2 separate regions of the Homo sapiens genome follow, and region 2 is linked to region 1. Evidence: chromatin contacts called from ENCODE Hi-C or POLR2A ChIA-PET data. All regions are on one chromosome and are shown on one strand. The core of a region is the stretch at or near the end of the contact, and the rest is flanking DNA. Distances in the headings are between cores, read along the strand shown.

Region 1 (2,597 bases), core at 39-2,538:
AAACTTCAGGGGCTAGCTGGAATTTCCTAATCCAATTCTTAATTAAAAGCTTTATTAAAAGCTACCTTTTGGAAATACTAAGTCCTTGTAAGTCTTCTCATCTAAATTATAACAGAGAAAGCATCTCCACAGGAGCCTAAAAATAGTATTTTGATTTGAGAGGATAATGCTAGTTTTGAAGAAGAAAAAATAACCACATTGAAATTGAACCTAGGTAAATTAGTCTTGTTTTATGTTCTCTCCAGATATTTTGTACCAAAAATGAGTTCATGTGAAAAGTGAGATTAAGTGTCACATCTACTATGTGACAGATGCTATGCTAATAAATTTGCGTATAACCTCGCAATTCTCCACCAATCAGCTAGGAATTATCATCCTGATTGTATGGATGAGAAAACAGACTTTGATAAGTTAAATGACAAAACCATAAGAAACTAGATCTGATTCCAAAGCCTTTATTCTTTTTACCCTAATTCCTCTACAATTTTAGGAAGCTAAAAACATAGGAGTAGGACCTTAACCCACTTGCAGACAACAATTTTCTTGAATATATATTCCGTATAGCCTTTTTATCTCAGTTGACTTGAATGCTCACCCTAAAATCCAAAACTAAGACTAACTGGGTTAAGGAAAATCTTAATACAGAGACAGAAGTAAGTATGCCCTAAAATACCTAGAACAGGTCTAGAGACCCATCAACATGAGAATATATTTAGTTCAGCAACCAAATGAATAGAATCGGCTTCTTGTTTGGGATTTTGAAAGTACTTTTTCATTTGAACTAGTCTTAGGCAATGGTCTCGCCTGACCTTCAGCGAGCCTCAGTGTCTACTGGGTGGCAAGAAATAGATACCGTGAATGGTCACAGCATTATTTACAGCATTTAATCATTCTGGACCTCAAAGAGATTTGAGAACATTTCTCATTTTCCTAGTTATGGTAGGTAATTTTTTTTTTCTCTAACCAACTACTCAAGAGTCATTGAAGAGAAAAATCAGGACCCACTGAAAGTGTGGACACGAACCCTCCCTCTCAAACCTAGGATTCTAAACACTGCTTTTCTTGTTAGTATGGCGTGTTGTTACTATCGTACAAAGCCACCATTTTCCAATGAGTCTTCAAATCATTTGGAAGTGCATTTGGGAAACAAGAAAGAATCCTGTGCTTTTATTGTTTTTTGTTTCTTTATGAAACAAGTGGCAAGCAATACTTCTGAATGTTACATTGCATGACTAGGTCACAGAATTTCCCATTCTGCCTAAGAAGATGCCTTTTTTGAAGTGCTGTGTGTTTGATATAGCGATGGTACACTATTTGTAGAAAGTGGGTTTCAGTATAAACCATAACCACAGAGGTAAATCTATGGTTCAGTATGCGATTTGACGTACAGGAAGTATCTGGGTCTAATGATGAAACTTTTTAACTTTCCAGATGACAGAACAAAGGAAGCAGAAACAAAGAATTGGTCTTCTAGGACATCCTCCTCACATGAATGTCAACCCACAACAACCAGCATAAGCAAATGAAAGAAAGGAATTGTATTTACCTTTTATAATTATTATTAGTGTGGGTATGGCTAATGAGTTCTGATTCACCCACGAAGGTTACATTTATGCTGAATACATTTGTAAATACTCAGTTTTATACTGTATGTATATGATTGCTACTCTAAAGGTTTGGATATATGTATTGTAATTAGAATTGTTGGCATGATGACATTTCATTTGTGCCAAAAATATTAAAAATGCCTTTTTTGGAAGGACTAACAGAAAGCACCTGATTTGCACTTGAACCAGATTATAGATTTAAAAGTATATGACATGTATTTTGTATTTAAAACTAGAATAGCCAGTATTTATGTTTTTTATAAAACTGTGCAATACGAATTATGCAATCACAATACATTTGTAGCTCCCGAGTGTCCTAAAGGGAGTGCACTTCTTTGAAGCTGGTGTGTTAATACTATGTAATAAATGGTTAACTTTCAAATGATGCTGCTGCCAAAATTATATTAATAGTGAGTTTCAGGCCCCTGGGCATTTTGTACCATGTAATTATCCTCTGGTGATGCTGTTTCTCGTTAGTGGCAGTAGTGCCTCCGTCTCCTAGTGATAATGCTCCAAGTCTATGAACTGTTAAATCAGCATTCATTTTAAGAAAAGCAACTTTAGTTTCAAAGATACTTTTAAGCTTCTAAATTGATCATTTAAACTATTTCTTTAAATAAGAGAGCCAAATTAGAGGCTCATACTTTAGCTTGTGAAGAAGATAATGAATTTTTTAAAGGGAACTTTCTATGCAATGTTCAGGATAAATGCATACTGCTGGCCAATCAGTGTCATCTCCTGGGTAAATTTTGATGTCGCATTATAAAGACATGCATAATTGATGGTTTCTAGATTATCTAGTCCAAACAATAGAGTTTATTTTTTCTTCATCTGAACCAACATGCTACAGTAGCTAAGAAGTATTAAAACTATATACATCCATATAAAGATGAAATATGAACTATCTCATTAGAAGTCATAGTTGACCACAGACATGTTATTCTTCTGAAAGAGCCACATTTTGGTTTTATTTCTTGTCACATGATTTCT
Region 2 (2,597 bases), core at 68-2,567, 54 kb after region 1:
TTTCTCCTACTTCAGCCACCACTGACTGCTACTTCTGCCTCATTCCCTTCTTCACACAGACACCATACTCCAAGGGCCTGAAGACAGTTTATCCACTTTTTAATCAAGCAGTCGACAAGGATTGCATGGATAGCATATCTTCTTCAACATTCAGGGAAGTGTAGATGATCCAAGCACAAATCTGCAGAGGGGAATAAGGAGGCTGCTTATTAAGCATGCACATTTGATTGGCGTTCTTTTTCCACTCATCAGTTGTTATCAAACCGGTAGAGAAGATTCAATCTGATAATTTTCAAGATGAGTCACCAGTAGCCACAGAGTTCTAGGGTCAAACTCAGGGCTTTGTGGCTTAAGCTGTTGTCCTCCCAGTAAGACAGCATACTGAACTATTTTGGCCTGTCTTTCCTCTCTGGACAACTGTAAGGTAAAAATTTATTTAAGAAAGAAAAGGAGACAGAGAGAGAGAGAGAGAGAGAGAGAGAGAAGGTTAAAATGGCAAGTCTTCTCAGCAGGATCCTAATAAATATTTTACCACTCACACTTTCCAGAGCAGAGCAGAACTTGTCTTCTAGCCCAATTGTCTGCTCCAGGTGCAGTGTGGGTACATCTCAGGGTTGGGTCTTCAGCTTTCTCGAGAGACTTCAGTGTCTTTCTCGGCCACCAACGGCCAATGGCAGAGGTCATACAAAGATGGCTGGCTACAAGGCAGCCCTTCTGTCTGCAGACCCTGCCACAGTCCCTCTCTAGGACAGATTAGGAAAATCTACAGAGTAAAGAAAGTGCAGAAGGAGATGCATCCCTCTGCACCTTTATAACTGAGTAATACCCAGAGAATTGAGCAGAATATTCTAAGCTTCGAAAAAGCAAATAGAACAGATATGTGAGACCACATACCCTAAGGTGGTCCTGTCTGATTTTTAATATTCTCTTCCATCCTTAAACAACAACAAAGAAGATGTCCTGACGTTAATTTAGAAAATCCTGACAGAGATTTTAACTGGTAGACTATGGGTACCTTTAATCATCTGTCGGCTTTGCATCATTTATCCACAATCATTTCTGTTTCACAAAGTAGTCTCCTATTTTAATTTTGATAACCTCATTTTCCCGCCTAGACGATTGAAAAAGAACCCTCCCCACCTTGTCCGTTTCCAGGAGCACTTACCTTGAAAGGTTTTTGCAGACATTTATGACACTCCTATGAGGTGGCTAAGGTCTGTTATCCCCATTTTATGGCTGAGGAAACTGAGATAGTGAGACGTTGAGTGCTTGCCCAAGGTCAGGCACTGAGTCAGGAGCAAATTCAGAGGCAGAACTCGCTGTTCCTGGCAGCCTCACCAGGTTCAGCTGCCTCGCCTCTGTTTGAACTGCCTTAAAATAGGACTTTCAAGAATTCTGATGAATCGATTGAAACCCTGCAGTGCTTTATGTGTTAATGATGACTTGGTAACTGCATATATTAATGCTGTTCATTGACTTACAGCCAAGAGCCACTCATTTCCTAGGTGCTCAGCCTAAGAGAGACTATTTTCCTCATTTTTCACTGATTATCATAAAACACTTCCGTGTAACCATATGAGACTACGGTTCTTTCCGACACCAAAGTAAAAGTGCAAATTGTTGTCCTTTTGGCCTCTAAGTGCAGGAATCTCTCCTCTCTCCCTCTGTATACACTCCTCATCATGGTCTCCAGCCTACGACCTTCTCCTCTCTTTCTGGCCTTAGAATCTACCCTTTAGCCTCCCCGGGTGCTTCTGAAATGGAATCACTCACTGGTTCCAGGACACAGCGCTGACCCCCTCTGCATCTCACCCACCCTTATTCATCAAAATCTCTTTTTATCTTCAAGGTTCATCTAAAGAAAACCTGCTAAGAAGCCACCCCCTATTTCCCCACCAAACCTGGTCTCTCTTCCTTTGAAGCCCTTATCTGGCGCCATCTTATTTTGCCTTTTGCTTACTAGGCTCTTGCCCTGAGGATGCAGATTGTAAATTGATTAGGGGCAGGGATGGTTTTACTCACCTTTGCTAGTCTGAGATGGCACACTGACTGCGCACAGTAGGGGAGCTGCTGACTACAGGAGTGGGTGAACTTTTTTTGCAAAGGATCGGTTAGGAAATATTTTAAGCTTTGCTGGCCACAAATGCTCTCTGCTGATTCTTCTTCCTTTTCTGCAACCCTTTAAAAATGTAAAAAATCATTCTTAACTCCAAAAAATCAGCTGGGGCCTGGATTTCTCATATGGTGAAAGATCAATTGCAGCACATAGTCCAAATACATTTTGGGGCCCAAATACATTTTTGTACTTAAAAAAATCTCTAAAATTACACACTATGGTATCTGTATTTATTTTGTTTAAAACTCCAGTCAATTAAAACATGGATGAAACCCAGCATTTATAAAGGTGAAAGTAGGAACTTGCAAAATCCATGCATACGTCTTTGTGCATCATTAAAGGGCCAAATTCCTTCAGCTTTACATAGATTCTTCCATGGCTGATGAGGTCTCATGGCTTTTTAGGAAGTGGGATAATAAAACTAGCTCTGCCACACTGATGGGATTTTTTTAAGGTGTCCCAAAATGTTTCATTTGTCTCA

Evidence for each region. Hi-C counts contacts between places; a loop is a spot of excess contacts on that map. ChIA-PET counts read pairs that join two places held with the same protein, here RNA polymerase II (POLR2A). Pooled maps may share reads with other maps.
Region 2: a loop to region 1 is called in a map with no recorded cell type, with 5 times the contacts of the local background. The contact joins two enhancer-like sites. A Hi-C loop is called at or near these places in 7 of 168 maps with a recorded cell type or tissue (CD4-positive, alpha-beta T cell, CD4-positive, alpha-beta memory T cell, GM12878 and 3 more), 28 of 37 single-sample maps with no recorded cell type and 17 of 50 pooled maps. POLR2A ChIA-PET finds 5 or more read pairs at or near these places in 14 of 52 experiments (AG04449, CD4-positive, alpha-beta memory T cell, GM10248 and 9 more).

What each region holds. Positions count from the first base shown.
Region 1 is chr3:4,844,708-4,847,304 of GRCh38, forward strand. ITPR1 (inositol 1,4,5-trisphosphate receptor type 1) reads left to right here. Exons shown (of 62, transcript NM_001378452.1): 62 at 1,432-2,597. The coding sequence ends at 1,518. All of the region lies in intron 2 of LOC124906209 (a long non-coding RNA gene), which reads right to left. Among named protein-coding and RNA genes, the nearest start is that of EGOT, 94 kb to the left of the region's middle. Within about 2 kb of position 1,289, at least 2 of the 41 ENCODE cell types and tissues checked have a DNase peak (open chromatin) inside an H3K27ac peak, as active enhancers do.
Region 2 is chr3:4,898,519-4,901,115 of GRCh38, forward strand. It overlaps BHLHE40-AS1 (BHLHE40 antisense RNA 1), which reads right to left. Exons shown (of 3, transcript NR_125916.1): 2 at 2,023-2,179; 3 at 1-181. Among named protein-coding and RNA genes, the nearest start is that of BHLHE40, 80 kb to the right of the region's middle. Within about 2 kb of position 1,318, at least 4 of the 41 ENCODE cell types and tissues checked have a DNase peak (open chromatin) inside an H3K27ac peak, as active enhancers do.